Regions from separate parts of the Homo sapiens genome. Here region 1 is linked to region 2. A link is an interaction called in ENCODE POLR2A ChIA-PET data of the cell type or tissue named here. Cell type or tissue: MCF 10A. All regions are shown on one strand. Each heading gives the region's core, and the rest is flanking DNA. Links, peaks and the distances in the headings are about the cores only.

Evidence for each region. ChIA-PET counts read pairs that join two places held together with the same protein. Peaks named below come from ENCODE experiments on the same cell type or tissue, not always from the same donor. Only the 100,000 strongest peaks of a DNase experiment are listed, where the experiment ranks them.
Region 1: POLR2A ChIA-PET joins it to region 2 with 5 read pairs; 3 of 35 experiments call an interaction of 5 or more read pairs at or near these places.

The regions. Positions count from the first base shown.
Region 1 is chr2:119,670,566-119,674,959 of GRCh38, forward strand. No RefSeq gene overlaps it. Among named protein-coding and RNA genes, the nearest start is that of TMEM177, 6.4 kb to the right of the region's middle. In MCF 10A, for the core only: no CTCF peak of the experiment used is centred there; no DNase peak of the experiment used is centred there.
Region 2 is chr2:119,546,975-119,551,368 of GRCh38, forward strand. CFAP221 (cilia and flagella associated protein 221) reads left to right here. Exons shown (of 24, transcript NM_001271049.2): 3 at 2,111-2,211. Among named protein-coding and RNA genes, the nearest start is that of CFAP221, 4.7 kb to the left of the region's middle. In MCF 10A, for the core only: no CTCF peak of the experiment used is centred there; a DNase peak (open chromatin) is centred at 2,427.

The DNA.
Region 1 (4,394 bases), core at 241-4,240, 120 kb after region 2:
CCGAGACCAGCCTGAGCAACATGGTGAAACCCCGTCTCTACCAAAAAAACAGAACAAAACAAAACAGAACAATTTAGCTGGGTATGGTAGCAGGTGTCTGTAGTCAGGAGGCTGAAGTGGAGGATCCCTGGAGCCTAGGAGGTCAAGGCTGTAGTGAGCTGTCTTAGTGCCAACTGCACTCTAGCCTAGGTGACAAAGCAAGACCCTGCCTCAAAAAAAAAAAAAAAGAGAGAGAGAGAGAGAATCTTAACTGTTACATTTCTGTGTCTATTTTTTTTTTTTTTTTTGGATTTTTGAGAGTTGCTTTAAGGCTTAGGAAGATTTTACTTATTAAATTTGAAACACTACTTTCTGTGGGAGACTTGATGGCTAGTTTTATGTGTCAACTTGACTGGGCCAAGAGACACCCAAATATTTGGTTAAACATTCTGAGCATGACTGTGAGGGTGTTTTGGATGAGGTTAACATTTGAATTGGTGGACTGTGCAAAGCAGGTTGCCTTCCCCAGTGTAGGTGCACCTCCTCCAGTCCATTGAAGGCCAGAATAGAACCAAAGGCACAGTGAGAAGGAATTCTCCTGCTCTGCCTGACTGTCTTAGAACTGGGACATCAGTCTTCTCCTGCCTTCTGACTCAGCCTCAGCCTTGGCTCTCCTGCCTTTTTAGCACTTTGGACTCAGACTGGAACTACACCATCAGCCCTCTTGGGTTTCCAGCTTGCCAGCTGCAAATCTTGAGTCTTCTCAGTGTCCATAATTGCATGAGCCAATTCCTTATAATGTCTCTTTAAATAAACATTTGCACGCACACACACACACTCACACACACACACCCGTGTGCATGCACACATATTCTACTGGTTCTGTTTCTCTGGAGAACCCTGACTAATACAGCAGGTTAACATATTTAAGAGAATCAGCTAAATTAAATTTGAAAGTGTGGTTTGAAATGTCTAAGGAAATTTGATCAATTAAGTACAGAAGTGGTACAGTATAATTAAGAAAGATTTAATCTGTAAACCCTAGGAATTAACTGAATGTTAATCAAAGACAAGTAGAAAAAAATCTCATTTTTTATACAAAAATTACTGGACTTATTAATAAGATGACAATATTTGTAAATTGGCACTTTAGGTTTAAGAGACATAGGGTATTCAAACTTACTGCTTTAATACAGTACTGAAAATGTTAGTAACTCTTAAGTATTCCTTTTATGTCCAAAAGCCCCCCAAGAAATTTTTTAAACCCATCTTATGCTGTGTCAACCATGGTTTCCTGGGGGCTTATCCATGTATTCATTTCCTGTTTATCCCCTAATCTAGCCCCGGTCACTCACCCTTGCAGGCCTCCCAGGGCCGTTTCACTGTGACTTTGGCAGGCTTGGTCCATCATCAGTAAACCCCCGCCCCACCTCCTCTCGTTTGCTTGCTCTCCGCAAAGCTTGGCTGTCTTTGCTGAGGACACCACAGCCCTCTCCAGTGAAGTCACTTTCTTCCCCATATTCCCCTGAAATCAGGGCAGAATGCATGTTCCCTTTTCTCCCCACAGCCATTTCCTCCTATACATACCCCAGCTCCTTTGAAACGCATGCCACCAGACCATTCCAGTACCCCCCATCCTTGCTGCTATCTACCAGCTTCCTGGTTGCTTCCTCTCATTCTTGAATTGTTTCAGTGCTGTGGTGTGATCCCTGATCTTTACCACTCCCCCTTTCCCCAGTGGCCAATGCCACTGAAAGAATAGTTTATTACTTGCAGTTCCTGAGAGGAGGGAGGCACACCATGCCACACAGAGCCACCCACCTGGGGAAACACCAGGTCAGTCAGGAGGGAGGCAGAAGGAGCCAGGGGAAGGCATGGCCCAGAGGCTTCATTGTGGTTTTTTGAAGGAATAGGCAAGGCAGGGTAGTCACACTGAAGCAAGCGTAGGATTGGGTAGTTAAGATGCTTTCAGTGGGCTGTGGAGGATAGGGGTATTCTCCAGTTGTCCAGTACCTAATCCTGGGGATATTTAGAGCCAGGAGAATACTGACTTGGAGTGTGAAAAGTAAATAAAAGAGGTGGTTGGGGTATGGGCTGTGGATTGGTTGGTTTGCATATGAAAGGCGTGCTCATGGGAGAGTCATTCGCCATCACTAGGAACCAGTGCCCTGGGAGGGGCAGTCTTTCCAGGATTAGTAAGGCCTCCCAGATGTCAAAGCTTCATAAAATATAGAAAATAAAAATGATTAATATACCCCCTAACTTTTAATCATCTTCTCTTCCACCTCACCGCAGCTCCCGCAGACATGCCCTTGACCTTGTCATCACCAAATGGATACCACCTCTGAAAGGTCCATTTCAAGACTCCCACCCACCCTGTACTCACCTCCTTATACTTCTACCTGGCTTACTATGGTGACCCCATTAGAACATTCCTTATGTTCCACCAGGCCAATGATCTCGCTATCTCTTCCTTCTGCAAAGTGTCTAGGAACAAAGTGCTTAGGAGCAGCACAGGGCACATGGTGTGTAACATTTAGGTGTTAAGTAAAATAGACACCCCACAGGCCCTCACTGTCCTCCCTGCTGGCTGAGAGTTCATGGTCCATCACTATGTCATCACTTCTTTGCAAACACCCTCACCAACCTTGCCCCTTTCTCTCCACTTTGTACTTGACTGGCAAACCCAGCTCTAATTAAACCCAACTATCCATCTATTTATTCTTGTACCTGAGCATCCCAACATTGTTGGAAAGAATCACACAACCATACTAACTTGTCTCACCAACGTTGTGGTTTTGTCCCAGATCCCAAATGGGCACTCAACGGTACACAACAATCATTTCATTTTCCTGGTAGAAAGGTCTTTCTTTTCCTCACCTAGAAATGTACATCTCTTCTGCTTTCTTCAAACCTTCACCACTCCCTCCCTACTCTGTCCCCACTGCACTTTCACCTGATGACCTCACTCCATAGATCACTGGGAAAAAGAAGCAGCATCCAATAAGGACAACCTCTCTTCCCAGCACGACTTCACCAGCCTGGGCCCATTGACCATAGCTTCCCTCCCGTTACAGTGAGGAAGTGCTCCTGACCCCCCTCCTCCTCCCTACCCCGGACCCATCCCCTCTTACCTACCCATGGAGAACCTTCCTGCAGTGGTCCCTCTCTCTGGCAACAAACAAAACAAACGAAGCCCTCCTTGCACCCCATGTGCACCTTGAACCATCACCCCATCTTTACTCCTCTTCACAGCCAGAAGAGTGGTCCATATTCCTCACTGCCCATTCTCTCTTCAACCATTCGAACATTCCTGCTCACCTCACAGATCAGCTCTCATCTAGGTCACCAGTGACCTGCCATTGCCATTAGAATAACATGCAAGGACCTCACTCCAGCTTACAAGACTGTGGCAGTCCAGCCCCTGCCCACCTCCCCAAAGTCCCCTCCCACCTTCCCCTCAGGCTTCCCTCTCATCCAGCCACACTGGACTTTCTGCCCCCTGGGCCCACAATCCCATTCCTGCCCTTGGGCCTTGGACCTGGCCATTTCCTCTGCTGAGGACATTTTCCACACATACAGCCCTCTCATGCTTCCCCTCACTCAGGTTTCAGCATAGACATACCCTTTTCGGAGAGGCCTTCCCTTACCACCTTAGCTAAGAACCCCCTACCCTACCTTTTTTTTTTTTTTTAACTCTGGTAAGATAAGTCTTTATCCCTGCCAGGCACAGTGGCTCACACCTGTAATTCCAGCACTTTGGAAGGCCGAGGCAGGCGGGTCACCTGAGGTCAGGAGTTCAAGACCAACCTGGCCAACATGGTGAAACCCTGTCTTTACTAACAATACAAAAATTAGCCAGGTGTGGTGATGCTCACCTGTAATCCCAGCTACTTGGGAGGCTGAGGTAGGAGAATCGCTTGAACCTGGGAGGTGGAAACTTCAGTGAGCCAAGATCGCACCACTGCACTCCAGCCTGGGTAACAGCGTGAGACCCTGTCTCAAAAAAAAAAAAAAAAGATAAGACTTTATCCCTAAAGTAAAATATCTTATTTTCTTATGTTTGCAAGTGCTGAATAAATACAAAATATAAAATAAACGAATGAGCAAACACTTACGGGAAGTTTGGCCAAACCCACAAGTAGCAGAGAGGAGGGGGCAAGAAGTCAGACTCCAGCTAGCAGAGCCAGGGCCTGTGTGTGGGTTCTGCCGCTAAGATGCCTGGCTGGCTGGCAGCCCAGGAGCACCATTTATGGGCACAATTGTGGGCCCAATTCACAACCCCCGCAGTGCACTCCTGGGTGTTGTCCCCAGCCAGGGCCACCTGGCAGGGGGAAGACGGGCTCCACAGCAGGAGCAGACCACAGCCAGCCCCAGACCTAGAGTAGGACATTCCTGAAAAGGAGAATCCCAGC
Region 2 (4,394 bases), core at 125-4,124:
CAAAGAGACCACATTATTTCCCCAACATGGCACACCTGGTAAGTGGAGAGCTGGTGTTCAGCCACCAGAGCCCTGGGTCTAGCTCTTAACATGCTTGGTTACCCACCACTCATCTTTTAAAGCCCATCTCAAATGTGAGGACATAATAGTGTATTTGGATATGCTTCTTTTGTCACTGTAGAACTTGTCAAGTGAAAATTGATATACTTGACCATTTCTGGGCATTAGAAGAAAAATGCCAGTTTTATATCTACTTCGTGGATCTAAAATAAAATCTTTCAACATTAAAAAAATCATAGAATAGGCCAGGTGCGGTGGCTCACTCCTATAATCCCAGCACTTTGGGAGGCCAAGGCGGTTGGATCATTTGAGGTCAGGAGTTTGAGACCAGCCTGAACAACATGGTGAAACCCCAACTCTACTAAAATACAAAAATTAGCTGTGTGTGGTGGCAGGCGCCTGTAATCTCAGCTACTTGGGAGGCTGAGGCAGGACAATCACTTGAACCCAGGAGGCGGAGGTTGCAGTGAGCCAAGATGGCGCCACTGCACTCCAGTCAGGGCAACAGAGCGAGACTCCCTCCCTCTCAAAAAAAGATAATCAATCAATAAAAATAAATATAAATAAATTTTAAAATTACGGAATATGGTAATTTCAGTGCTTAAAAATGACCAAATAATAACCTACAGAGATCGTCAGTTCCCCTACCACACCAGCCTTAACCCATTGTAGCTGTTCAGTTTGGCCCAAGTGGATGACAGTGACAGCTCACCTGGTGAGAAGAAAAAAACATCAAATGTTTCACACCCACTTCAGATGTATCCTAGAATTATGATGATCAAAGGGATGGGGTGAAGGTGTCTGTGCCTCATAAGATTTGGATGCAGTCAAAGTCAAATGTTATTATTTGTAAGAAGGTGGGCAGTACATTCATGAGGAAGGCAGATTACTGGTTGGAATCAGACAGACCTGGGGTTGATTTTTTTGTTTGTTTGTTTTTTGTTTTTTTGAGACGGTGTTGTTCTGTTGTCCAGGCTGGAGAGCAGTGGTACAATCACAGCTCACTGCAGTCTCAATCTTCTGGGCTCAAGTGATCCTTGCACCTCAGCCTCCCATGTAGCTGGGATCACAAGCGCACACTACCACACCCAGCTAATTTTAAAATTTTTTGCAGAGACATGGTCTCACTGTGTTGCCCAGGCTGGTCTCTAACTCCTGGGCTCAAGCGATCCTCCTGTCTCAGCCTCCCAAAATGCTGGGATTACATGTGTGAGCCACCATGCCTACCTTTTATTTTTGATTACCAGCTGTGGGCAAGTTTCTTAACCTTGCTAAGTCTTACCTCCTTCATCTGTAAAGTAGAAATAATACCTACCTCAAAGGGCTGGAGTGAGGATTATAAACAAATGTATGCATAGCACTGCCTGGCACAAAGCACTTACATAGAGTGGGTTCTCAGCACCTTCTCCAAACATCTGCTCCTGCCTAAATAAAGAGCTGGGAAAATTTTTGTAGACCTGGACACTTTTGTGAGCTCAGCCGTTTAAAAGGGACATTCACATGACACCAAAAGCAGTTTGAGACTTACTGTTCCGAGTGATAACTTTTCAGAGCTTTAAGTTTTAATATTACTCTACATCACATTGTAATTCTAATCAGAGGAAATCAAATAATAAAAGTTAAATACATAGTAATAAACTTAAGTGTGCGGTGTTTGGATACTTTGATCTGGGTATTCATTATGTAATAAGTAATCTCAGTGCTAGGCAGAGCAAAGACAGGCCATGTGCTCTTTATGAGCTGGTGATTTATGACAAAGATGTGTACAAAATGTGTGAAGAGCAAATTCTTTTACTAGGTAACAGACAATCTACCTGACTTTGTATTGTAATGATAGTATCTCCCAAGTGATGTTTAAAAATAGAGAGGGAGAAAGAGTTCAGTTTATTTAGAACAGATAATTAATCTTGTTGACAGCTGGATCCAATGTCTGCAATTTTCATATGCTTAAAATGCCCTAAATTAAAGAAAGCTATGTTAATAAGGATCAACTTTAATTTAATATTTTCTTTGATGTCTCATGATGTGCTTATCTACATTGTTTTTATAGAGGTTTATGCAAAACTTGTGAATAATAAGGTCATACAGGCAAGACCTGGCATAATACATTTTGGAGGCTATCAAGTAGAAAAACAACACCAACAGATTCTGGTAGGTACTTTTTAAATGGGATAATTAATCATCATAATGAAGTGACAAAAATGTTCTGAATTTATATTATTCACTTATCTAAAGCACAGCATAATCAGCCGTAGTGCAAGAGTAAATTGGGCCAGAAAGGTAGTTCTATGATGAGAAACTTTAAGGTTGCATCAATGTCTTGGACAAGTTACTTTCCTCTTGCCAAAGGCTCCCCTTGCACTCTTTCCAGATAGGTGTCATTGCTGAGTGACTCATAGGGGCCAGATGCTGTGCTTCATGATTTACATGATTTAATTTAATCCTTATGCTAGCTCTGTGGAGGCTGCATTATTCCTCTCATTATATATATAGATGAGGAAACAGAGACTCCAAAAGATTAAATAATTTATTCAAGGACATAGAGCTGCTTAGTGTCAGAGGCAGAATTTGGCTCCTGGGCTGCCTTTCTCCAGATCACTCTTGCTCCAGTCCTGTAGCACCAGGAAGAGGGGTGTCCCTTTCCTATGAAGCTCCAGCCAGGGCTTCCTTTTACCTGCGTGGGTCAGATGCCCATGCCTAATCAGTCACTCTGGCCAGAGAGAATCTGTCTAGGTCCAGGGAGGCAGGGGTCAGCCCCACTGAAGAACAGGCTCCTGAAGAGACAGCTGAAGGGCTGGACTGCAAAGTAGCCAAAGCCTATAGCAACTGCTGTTTAGCACAGAGCCACACTGAGGCCCAACTCTTGCTGGGTCCCCTTCATTGACCTGGATGTTGACTAGGGTGGGCTCTGCCTTACTTCAGCGTCCCACCTAAGCATCCTGTGCGTAAATGGACCTGAACAACCTCAGTGACTTCACCATGATCCCCTAGTCATGCCTGGCAGAACTTCTCAGAACTACTCCAGTTCGGCCCTAGATCCAGGCCAAACTGGCCCCATGTGTTGTTGGGGAGGGGCGGAGGTGGGCTCTTTGCACATGCGCCCTCTGAGACTCTGCCTTTGTGTGTGATGTCCCTCCTGTGGCCCTGTCTCCAGCCACCACAAGACTACTTTTAGATGTACGCATTCTTAGAAGCCGTATCTTAAGGTAGATTATTTTAAGAAAGTTCTATCACGTTCGATTGTTTAGAGTGAGGCAAAACACTGGAGGAAACTGACAAATAGTAAAGGTATCGGGAAGGAAATTTCCGTCAGGAAGACCCCAAAGAACAGAGGAGAACACAGTTTCCATGAATCCTTATACAATGAAGTGAGTAGCGAGAATAGATGAGGAGGGGAACCTGTTAGGTGCCAAGTATTTCCTCTTAGGAAAAGGATTAGGATTTGAAACTCTTATTAGGAACTTCACCCATCAACCTCCAAGGTCACATTTCTTACAACACAGCATCAAAGACCAAAGTTAATGATTCATTTTGAAGCCTACTGTTCGTGGTTATAAGGTTTGCTGTCTATGCTGTGGTAGGATAGATCTAAAATAATTATGATTCATAATTACTAATTGTTTATAAATGAAATATATGCCAAAGGCTAAGATAAAATTTTATTACTTGCTCCTTATGCTTTCTTTCTTTTCTTACTGCTTTATTGAGTGATCATTTATTACCATAAATTTACCCATTTACAGTATGTATACAATTCAATAATTTTTAGTGTATTCTCAGAGTTGTGCAACCATTGCCACAATCTAAGTTGAGAACATTTTTATCACTTGAAGAAGAAACCCCACACCCACTTTCAGTCACTCCTTATCCCCTATTCCCCTCCCACTCCCACCCTAGGCAATCACTCATCCAGTTTCTGTCTATAGATTTGCCTCTTCCTGGACATTTCATATGAACGCAATCATACAATACCAGGTCTCTTGTGACTGACTTCTTTCACTTAGCATAGTGTTTTCCAGGCTTATCCAAGTCATAGCATGTAGCAGTACTTTATCCCCTTTTATGGCTGAACAGCATTCCATTGTGTGGATAGATCACATTTGGTTTATCCACTTATCAGCTGATGGATGTTGGATTGTTTCCACATTGGGGCTATCATGAATGATGCTGCTATGAACATTCATGGGCTTGCTTTTGTGGACATATTTACCATTCCCTTGGAGATATACATAGGAGGAGCATTATTGGGTTATATGGTTTGTTAGCTTCCTGTGGCTGCCATACCACAAATTTAGGGTATTAAAGAAACAACTAACAAAGTCATAAAGACTTAC